Regions from separate parts of the Homo sapiens genome. Here region 2 is linked to region 1. A link is a loop called in an ENCODE intact Hi-C map of the cell type or tissue named here. Cell type or tissue: ascending aorta. All regions are shown on one strand. Each heading gives the region's core, and the rest is flanking DNA. Links, peaks and the distances in the headings are about the cores only. Region 1 overlaps AKAP6 (A-kinase anchoring protein 6). Region 2 overlaps AKAP6 (A-kinase anchoring protein 6).

Region 1 (5,387 bases), core at 266-5,265:
GTCATGATAGACATCCTAGGATAAAATGAACATAGGACAATTTATATTTATCCCCTTAATAGTTATTGACTGAGTAACTACTATGTAATTACTGTGTTGACTTCATGCCCTCCTGGGGCTCCTTTCTCAGCAGGGGAGACAGACCACACTAAGGGATGGAGCTGATGGAGGTGGGTGTGAAATACCTTTTGACCAAGGTAAGAACGTGATAGGCAGTTCCAATGAGAAAAATACATACAACCCTAGAGTTGGTTTCTCAAACACTAAATATAACCCTATGTTAATTGTACAAAAACTTTACATTCTTATTTGGAACTAAAATTTAAATTTTCACTTCCAAGTTGTTAATGTAATTCAATAAAGTTAATTGACTCATTAATGTTTTTAATAGCCCTTAACAACACATTTTTTTTACTGAGACTTCTAAAGATATTTCCCTTTATTGTCCCCACCTTTTCTATGTAAGTCTGAAAGATTCCAGAAAGCAGTAGTTGACTTTCCTTATAAACCTAACCCCCTATCTACTTATGGGAGCTACATGTAAGGGTAGCCTTGGAGGGGACAGAGAAGGGAAGGGGGCAAAGCAGAGCCTCCAAATTTCTATTTCACTTTAACCTCAAGGAGTTGGAGACCTGCTATTCTGATTATACAAACCATGTTTCACAGACTGAGTCAAATCACTCCCTGCTGCAACAGCAGAAAGATGGCTGGGGTTTGCATTCTGTTGAAGCTAATTCCTAGCCATCTCTCTGTTGCCTTTTTGTACTTTTTTCCCTAATAACCTGTAGAAATCAGACACTAGACCTGCTCAACCTGGGAGAAGCCCAGTCACCTTTAAGATTCTGGCTCTTTTGTTCTCTCCCCCGACCACACTCATTTGAACACTTTCTGTAATGGGGCAGCTGGGCTCTGGATCTGCTGAACCAGCCTGAGAAGGCTGAGCCTGCTCTGCTCTAGGCTCTATGCTTCATTTTAAGTGCTCATCTTTCCCACTCAGGCTGATGGCTGCATCCTGTAAACCATTTAAGTGTTAAGATCCAAGAATGTTTGACCTTTCATTTCAGATTATTTAGGATGAACCAGTTTAGGTAAAGGAAGTTTCCTTAGTGTTACTTCTAATTGACTAGAAATTTACCATGGGGTTTGTGGCCAGTGCCCTGATTGGTTATAAACCTGTCTTGCTCTGCAGGTCACTGACCTGAGTGTGTATTTCCCTCAAGGACCTGGGAGAGAGGAGTGACTATGGCAGGGCGAGGTTCACCTTATCTTGAAGTCCCTAGGCCAAAAACGCTATTAGTAGTACTCTTTACTAGCAACTCCATTTCATTATCACCAACAGTCAGGCTTTTAAAGGGCTTCTGAGTCCACAGACTTTTTTTTTAAATGTCTGAACTTTAGATGAGTTGTCATAAAATCACCTTTGTTCTACATGAAGCATTGTGCCTGGATGAAACAACTCATTGTAAAAGAACATTGCCCTTCCCTACTATGTCAGAATTCATTGTTTGCCACAAAGGCAGCATCAGCTTCAACTGAAGATAACAGTCACATACAAATACTCACAATCACAGCTGCATTTGATATTTTACCTATAAGAGTCTTTTATTAAACCCTTTGTAAGAGTTTTTAAATACTTTTATTCTGTGTAACTTATTTTGATAACACTGCACAAAAATACCCCTCCCTTTCCCCATTTCTCTGCACTATCACCAAAGGCCAGTTGTATTCTAGATAATCAGCACATGTAGTAAAATCAGAGAAGAATTAATTATTTCCATGTTTATCTCTAAAGATAATGGTTTGAAACCTGGTACTGTGCTTTTCTTCCTGGACAATTCCTCACTGGAAATTACAGAACACAGTCTCTAGGTGCCACAGCCTTTTGAAAACTTCTATCCTGAGAGGATCACAGACCTTGCCTTACCTTTAGTTGAACTAGATGTACATCCACATGCTTGCTGTCCGAATCCTGCTGGACTGAATAGGTTAGGTCTCGGACCCTCTCTGAGGTCATCCGGAGCCAGGTCTCAATTTCAGGTAAGTGGAGGACAATCTTCCAGTCAGCCCCTGTGTGTAGTGGGGGTGGCTTTTCATACTGCTGGTCAGAGTCCATGTCCTTCATTGCCTCTTCTCCCTCACCCTGCTCCACAGTGGGTGTCATGTTGATGGCCATGGGTGAAGCATCAGTAGCCATGGGATCCAGGTCCTGTGACCTCAGGGGGGAAAGTGTCACGCTCATGGTTAACATGGAGAAGTCTAAACCTCACTTCTTTCCAAAACAGCTGAAAGGCAAGAGGAAAGAAGAAAGCAAGAGTCAGTCAAGATTGCCAAATAAAGAAATGATACTTCACAGAAGAAACAGGATTTCTAAATTAAGCCAGATTTCTAAATTAAGAAACCATAGCTCATAACAAAAACAGAAAGAGGTGTTTTGATTTTCTACATGGTAGCCCCAAGAGCCAGGAAATAATATGAACATAAAACCACTGTGATATTGACTACTCTCCCCCCACCGCCCCCATCTATTCTTCCCTTATTTCTTAGTAACAAAATCCTGGTTTTTAGCTGTTCATATTCCTGCACAGAATTTAAAACTACATTCCCTATCTCCCTTGCAGCTAGGTGTGGCCATGTTCTGGCCAATGAGTGGAATTGTTGTGTTGAAATTCTGGGAGAGCTGCTTACAGGGAGCTGACTCAATTAGGAGGGGCTCCCTTTATGCCCTTCTACTTTCCTCCCCTTCTTCCAGGCTGTAATGTGGACTTGATGGCTAGAGCAGCTGGCAACTCAGACCCAGAGAGGCCTTTGCGTATGACGGGTAGAGGACGGTGGAGCATGAGGGTAGAAACACGGGTTCCACTTGATACCGGAGGAGCTACCGTACCAGGTCTGATTGCTGCTCTGTACTTCTTTTATGTGAGAAAAAACCAAACTTCTATCTTGTTCAAGCCAGGATTATTTTGGGCTTTTCTACTAGAAATATTCAAACATCATTTTGACTATAAAATCAACATATTCAATACGTGGGACAGCTACGTGGGAAGATGTTCTAATCACAAAAAACACTGAGCTGAATTCAGGAGATGTTGCTCCTTTCTATGATTTGTTAGTTAAATAATAACCTGTGACAATCCCAAATCTTTACTTTCCTAGAAAGTATAAATCATGGATTGTACTGAATAGATCTAATTAACTCTCAATCTAAATTACATTAATATTTGGTTATATGGAATTTTTAGAGGCTTCTGGAATTTTAGGGGTAATAAATTGGTCTGAAATACATAAACAGTAAAATATTAACCAAATAAGTTAAAATAACATAAGTGTAATTCATCAAAAAGTAAGGTGGCATTTTAAGATGAATTTAATTAGTTTAATTATCCAGCTATTAAATTTATCTTTCTTCTGGAACGAGTCTAGTATAAAATATCAACTTTTAGGCTCTTATACTTTAAAATAAATAAGCACTATTTTTAGTCTCAAGAGCAGCTTCTTCTACTCAAGGCAATGAATTTATTTTTCTTTTATACTTTTTTTTCGGGTTCTACAAATTCAAGTTAGTTTATATTGTTATTTCCCCAAAGATGAAAGGTGACTGACCTAAAGATCAGAAATTAAATGTGATTGTCAAAAAGTGGTTCATATTTGTACAGTAACAAATATTCAGCAAAAAAAAAGAAAAGCAAAATTATTTTTACATACCAAAATAGAGGGGAAACTTTTTAAAATGCTTCCAATTTGACTAGAAACATGTATCTTTCCATACAGGAATGAGGAGTGGAAATAAAAAAGACTTGTTGAGTTGACAAAAGCCTTAAGACTAAGTTACTCCTATGACATATTTTTTCAGAATCTTTCCAATACTGCAGTGTAATCCTTTTCCCTAATTTCTCAGGCATCTAACTTTTGAATTCAATGGTGAGGAGAAGGCCAGACGTGGTGGCTCACGCCTGTAATCCCAACACTTTGGGAGGCCGAGGCAGGCAGATCACCTGAGGTCAGGAGTTCGAGGCCTGCCTAGCCAACATGGTGAAACCCTGTCTCTACTAAAAATACCAAAAATTAGCCGGGTGTAGTGGCAGGCACCTGTAATCCCAGCTACTCAGGAGGCTGAGACAGAAGAATGGCTTGAACCCGGGAGGGGGAGGTTGCAGTGAGCTGAGCCGAGATTGCACCATTGCACTCTAGCCTGGGCAACAAGAGTGAAACTACGTCTCAAAAAATAAAAAATAAAAAAGAGAATTACAGATAAATTTTTAAAACAAAGTTATTTGCAAAAAGCAAAATATATGTTATAAAGTAGGTTTATCACTTTGATACCTGCCTTAGAGAATGGCTTCAGGCTTCAATTCAACAGCCTTCGCCACCTGAATGCAAAAGGCAGAAATCCATACCCCACACTTTTTTTCTTTCCCATGAATATAAGGCAGATACCCCATATTTTTAACCATGCTTGCATTCAGTTTTACAAGTAATAATAATACTAGACCCAGCTATTAAAACAAAAAACAATCAGAAGATAACAAAATTTCACTGAGAGGGATAAAACTCCAGGAAGAGTGAGCTACCATACCACTTCTTCATAAACCATACCCCAGCCTCAGGCTGATTCCAATTTCTCCAATTTTTTTTTTTTTGAGATGGAGTCTCACTCTGTTGCCCAGGCTGGAGTGCAGTGGTGCCATCTCAGCTCACTGCAAGCTCTGCCTCCCGGGTTCACGCCATTCTCCTGCCTCAACCCCCCAGGTAGCTGGGTCTACAGGTGCCTGCCACTATGCCTGGCTAATTGTACTTTTTTTAGTAGAGACAGGGTTTCACTGTGTTATCCAGGATGGTCTCCATCTCCTGACCTCGTGATCCGCCCACCTCGGCCTCCCAAAGTGCTGGGATTACAGGCATGAGCCACCGCACCCAGCCCCAAATTTTTAATATTTAAAAAAAATTATTAATCGACCCACTGCCCTCTGGGGGTAAGTTTAGAATCACAATGCTATAGAAGGAATCTGATACATAAAGGTTAATAAGGTTTCTAGGTCAAGAACTTAGAACTGGTTATAAATGAAGACACTGGTGTCACAGTGGTTCCCTCTTCTAAGAAGCCAGAGTCACTGAAACTAGAAAACTGAATGCTGAGCCAGGGCAGCATACAATGAACTGTTTAAGCTACACTGACACATACACACTCACCGCAAAACCCTGCCCCAAAGCCCTGCACAACTGAAAAAACAGTGCTTAGTCACCGTGTTTTCTCTGAAACTCCTAAGTCAAGGCAGGGCCTTCTTGGGAATACACATCCTACCGTAAACTAAAAAACACACTAAAGAATTAGCTTATGTCCCAACCTGCAACATTTCCATATATACCATCAGTCCACGCACTAAGCACAC
Region 2 (5,387 bases), core at 76-5,075, 60 kb after region 1:
TAGCCCTGATATTTCTCTAAAATTCCAGAGAGTACTTCCAAACAACACCTGAACATGTGTACCTGAAATGTCCTACAGGTACTTTGAGCTTATCATGTTCAAAACTGCACATAGTATCTTCTGTTGTAGTGTACTTCCATACTTCTTTTCCCTTCTGTATTATGTGTCCCATTATCAAACACCCAGTCGTCAAAGCTAGAAAACCTTGAATTCATTTTTTACTTTTTCTATTCTCTCAACCCTGCCTTTGCCTCCACTACTTCCCTCCCCACATTTGGGTGATCAACTGATCCACTGATTCCATTTCCAGATTATTTCTTGAATTGATTAGTACTGTTTCATTCCTACTACAGGCTTTCATCACATTCTTATCACCTCTCATTTAGATTTATGAAATAGGTTTCTAATTTGTTTCACTCTTCCAGTTGATCCTCCACACTATGATGTTTCTTAAATACAAAATTGATTATCTTATTTTCATATCTTAAAACCTACAAAGATTATAATTTTTCTATCAAATACCTTAAACAAACAATGAACACTAGTTAATGATAGTCATGCTGAAGTATTTAGAGAGGAATGTACTGAAACGTACAATCTGTTTTGAAATGTATAAAAAATAAAATGAATTGATGGATTATAAAGGGATAGATAGGTGATTAAACAAGTTTAGCAAAATGTTAATAGTACAATCTAATGGTAGTTATACTAGTACTGATTGTAGAATTCTTTCCATTTTATTTAAAAATAAAATCTATACTTTAAAACTGTTCATAATAAAATGTTGGGGAAGGAGGAGTAAAACTATGAAGGCTCCGGGTTGTCTACAGGGTAGCATCCAAATACCTTAAGTAGGCCCTTCACAACTTGGCTCCAATCTACCACTCCAGCCTTCCATCCTCCTACTGATTTGACCCTATGTTCTAACCAAATGGAATGAATCAACATCCCCTTAATGCCTTATAGACTTTTTTGTGGCTAAGCCTTTGTCATCCTTCTATCTTTGCCTGGAAGAGCCTTTCATTATTTTTCTGTCTGGCAAATGTCTAATCATTTTTAACAGCAGCAGCATCTCCTCTGGGATGACTCCCCGGACAAAGTTAACTGATTGATATTCATTCTTTGTCTCTCTGCCTCTCTCTCTCTCAATTGCATTGTAGCACTTACCGTGTTGAGCTGTGATTAATACTTACGTATGTGTTTTTCCCAACTGCACTAGCTGCTCCTTGATGACTATCTCCCAGTCTTTGTATACACAATACCCAGCATATCCCAACACATTCTAGGTCCTCAATATGTCTCTGAATTAAACTGAACACCAGACTAAGAAGTATGCTATTCCTTACGCAAAGTTTTAAGTTGCTGTCTCTGGGCCTTTTTACTTTGCTCAGTGGCAATCTGTCTGTCCTCTGTTCCATACGCCAGGGGTTTTTACTATCGCTCATCTTTAACCAGGGATAAGTATATCAGCTGTTGTATTTAATCCAAATGGGTTACATACATTTCAAATCTGTCTTCTATAATTATGGAGTAAGGGTTTTTCTTCCTATAAAGACTTTTACGTGTGAGGAGAAGTTCACTGACAATTAGCTAATGCTTGGTCTATTTCTAGAAGTGCTAAAAATGACCTTATGGAACCGCCTTTGCAAAATTATGACAGACAGTGAAAGAGATCTAACTTAACTGACTGCACCTTGCTTCTAATCTCCAAGCTGTCCTTGTTGATTCCTGGGCATAGGCTGAACTAACTTCGGGAGAAACTTAGTTTACAGTTTAAACAAAGACAGTAACAGCCCTTTCCCAAAGCAGACCTCCTTCTTGCCTGGGGACTAGATTGCCTTTGTAGGACTCACATTAGCCAGAAGATTAAAAATTATGGTTTAGGAGTCATGCAGCTGGAGGCTACAAGATTCCGACCCTCCCTAAACTGCACCTAAGATCAGTGCTTGAGATATTTTGCAGCCCCTGCACTTGATGGATCAGCTGGCACCACCCAGATCAATAAACTGGCTCATCTGATCTTCTGGACCCCCACCCAGGAAATGATTCAGCACAAGAAGACAGCTCTAACTCCCTATGATTTCATCTCTGACCAATCGGCTCTCCTGGAACACTGGCTTCCCCCACCCACCAAGTTATCCTTAAAAACTCTGCTCCCCAAATGCTCAGGGAGACTGATTTGAGTAATAATAAAACCCTGGTCTCCCGCACAGCTGGCTCTGTGTGAATTACTCTTTTTCTATTACAGTTCCCCTGTCCTGATGAATCGGCTCTGTCTAGGCAGCAGGCAAGGTGAATCCCTTAGGCAGTTACACTTATACCCCACCCCCCCAAAAAAGCCATAAATTTTGAAATGAAATTTATATTATAAAGAGCTAGAACCGTCAGACTCTGAAACATCAAAAATTCTCTCAAAATTTCTACCAAGGATTGTGTCTGACATCATCTTTTCCTAAAACAAGCAACAATTAGCAATAGTACTTCAACCACTCACTTAATTTCCCCCAATCATTCTCAGTATTCTCAAAAGAAAGTTTCCAAAACTACCCAAATCCCATAATGCTCGCTCGCTCTCTTTCTTTTTCTCTCTCCTCTCTCTCTCAGACACACAAGCACATGTGAATACACACACACACACACACACACACACACACACACAGAGCAACAAAAAGATGTAGAGGTAAAACTGAATATACCATTCATTCTTCCAAGGTAATGTTATTTTGCTTGTGGGGTTCCTAATTCCTCCTACTAGTGTTTTCAGAAAAATTCTTGCCAATTAATAATTTAATGCTTGATTCCAAAAATCTGAATCTTGCCAGTTCCTCTACTTTGTCTCTAGCTTCCAAAAATTAAAAAAAAAAAAGTGATCTTAAAGAATTATATTGCTATAAAGAAGCTTTACTCTGTTAAAAAATATATAACTATTTTCAGAGTTCATTGTTATGGCCATTTGATTTGGATGACTAGTACTTCTTACCCATTACAAACACTACGTCTGACCCATTAAATTGACACTGGTCCAAGTTTCACTAAACTAAAACATCCCCTCCTCGGCCTGCTAATGGTGTATTTCTTTATAAAAAATCTTAACTAGTGACTCAGAACTCCTTTACAAAGAGTCACAGAAGCCACAAAAAAAAAATGCATCACAAGTAAAAGAAAAAAATGTTACATTAATAAATACTTAGTATTTACAAAGTGGTTACAATTTTGATTTGCATAACAAGTCTTCCCCAGTTCCCAACCTGTTAGCCACTCCTTCCTCAAGCTAGCCTCCTCAGGACCATGTGCATCCTTCTGTACAGCAGTTTATTTGTTCATCTCCTCTGTGAGGCCCTGACCCTTGTAGGAGCATTCTATATCCCCAGGGCACAGTACAATTAAGGAATAAAGTAGGTACTTATAAATATGTGTAGGGAAAAAAAAAGAGAAGGAAGGAGAGAAGGGAGGAAGAGGGAGAAGGAGAGAAGAAAGAAAAGAGAAGTAGAGAGAGAAAGAGAAATAGGAGTGAAAGAGTACTAATCTGCATATCTTGCAGATGAGGAAACCACCCTTCAAATCAGGTAAGTGGCTTCCCTAAGGAGCTTCCACTCCACCCCACTACACCTGGAATCTTTGACTCCAAGCTACACCTTAGTTCCTTCTAGTCTCCACATTTGAGGTACCCTGCCTCTTTCTAACTTCCTCTTATGAGATCATTCTTCAAAAAACAACAGTTAATCCCACCTTTTCATGAAGCTTTTCTCACCTATTTCAACTCCCCATGATTTTTCCCTCTACTGCAGACCAATGTCACCAATTTTTATAGAATCATTTTATTTTATTTAGAAACAGGGTCTTGCTCTGTCACCCAGGCTGGAGTGCAATGATCGTAACTCTGCAGCCTCAAACTTCTGGGCTCAAGCAATCCCCCAGCTTCAGCCTGCTGAGTAGCTAGGACTACGGATGAGCACCCCCACGCCCAGCTAATTCTTTTGGTTTTTGGTTTTGTTTTGTTTTGTTTTTGTTTTGTAGAGATGGAGGTCTCACTATGTTGCCCAGGCTAGTCTTGAACTCTTGGCCTCAAGTGATCCTCCTACCTTGGCCTCCCAAACATACAAACATGTTAACACTTAAATAAAAACAAATAGTAGTCTTCATGTGTACATTTTATGTATTTACCTATCCTTTTCTCAGAAAGATTTTAAGGTGACTTTTGACATATGTGTGTTCTAGCTCTATAAAATGCATGTATATTCACTAGGGGTTGGGGTTATGGTGCATATGTCTTACTTATGATGTTTTATCAGTCACAGAAAACAAGACAAGAATTTATTTTTAGGACTTAGTTACTTTTCCTGTTTCTGAAGTTCTCTTGCCACAGTTTAATATACACTCCTCTACTTCTCAGTACTACTATTTAAACTAACAAATAACATCCCTCAAAAGAAATCAGCCTGAGTGAGTTTAAAAAGGATGATCTGTTCACTCAGTTCTGCACCTTCAGGAATCTACTGAAATTAAAACCAAGAGTCATAATGAGTCACTCCTCTTCCTCTTACACAAGGAAAGAGCAATCATGAATGGAATACACAACGAATAAGGCAGGTCCCTCCAGTACTAAAATCTGCCCAAGTCTTTTCATGCCAGCAAAACTAAAAAATTCTAACCCCAAAAAGATCTTTAATCATTTTCTCATTTTTTTCCATTTTCAGAGCCTTCATAACAGTAATGTTTTCAGCTTTAAGAGAACTTACCACCACTCCATTGTTTACAGTGTAGTAAAAGATTTATCTTATGCAAGTTGCTCAGTCTTTCTTCCATTTCACCAGCACTAATACAGCCACTGGTTTCTTCCCTGATCAATTAATAAGTTGTTAACGGCAAAGCCTCAGAACCGTGCAATAAAAGACACTGCAGAGCTCTGCTAATGGTCACATATCAGGAACAACAGTTCTGGTTTGTAGGGAATCAAACTCCCTCATTATTTGTGTTCACTTCTGGTAATTAAGCATTTAAACAGCACTTGACATTCAGCAACCATTTTTATAAGCATTCCTCTTAAGAACCTAGAACACCATCAATTCGATAGCACTGTCTTTGTAAGGCACAAACTGATGGTGGCTAAGGACCAAGAAAGCTTCTCCCTTCTGTGTGAAGGTGATGCTACTCCCCTTAGGGAAACCACTAAGCTTCTTTTCCAACAGCAGTTTCTGGTTTGTGCTAATTTGTGGACAGTCTTTCTGGTCTCCTCTTGACAGATGGCAGGTGTTTCAGAACTTTGACCCTGTCCTGAAAATGCCAAGCATCATATGGCCAAAGTGGAACACAACATACTGACTTAGAAATAATGGTCATGTAATGACCCCATGTTAAGCTGCTCTAGGAGGTTATAATTTTTTGTT

What was found. A loop is a pair of places that touch in the nucleus more often than their neighbours do. Peaks named below come from ENCODE experiments on the same cell type or tissue, not always from the same donor. Only the 100,000 strongest peaks of a DNase experiment are listed, where the experiment ranks them.
Region 2: it touches region 1 in a loop (2.8-fold over the local background); 1 of 110 quality-filtered maps calls a loop at or near these places.

The regions. Positions count from the first base shown.
Region 1 is chr14:32,430,355-32,435,741 of GRCh38, reverse strand. It overlaps AKAP6 (A-kinase anchoring protein 6), which reads right to left. Exons shown (of 14, transcript NM_004274.5): 2 at 1,925-2,282. The coding sequence starts at 2,248. Among named protein-coding and RNA genes, the nearest start is that of AKAP6, 100 kb to the right of the region's middle. In ascending aorta, for the core only: no CTCF peak of the experiment used is centred there; DNase peaks (open chromatin) are centred at 2,111 and 2,731; H3K4me3 peaks cover 3,839 bases; H3K27ac peaks cover 4,758 bases.
Region 2 is chr14:32,370,043-32,375,429 of GRCh38, reverse strand. The region is part of intron 1 of AKAP6 (A-kinase anchoring protein 6); the gene reads right to left. Among named protein-coding and RNA genes, the nearest start is that of AKAP6, 43 kb to the right of the region's middle. In ascending aorta, for the core only: no CTCF peak of the experiment used is centred there; no DNase peak of the experiment used is centred there.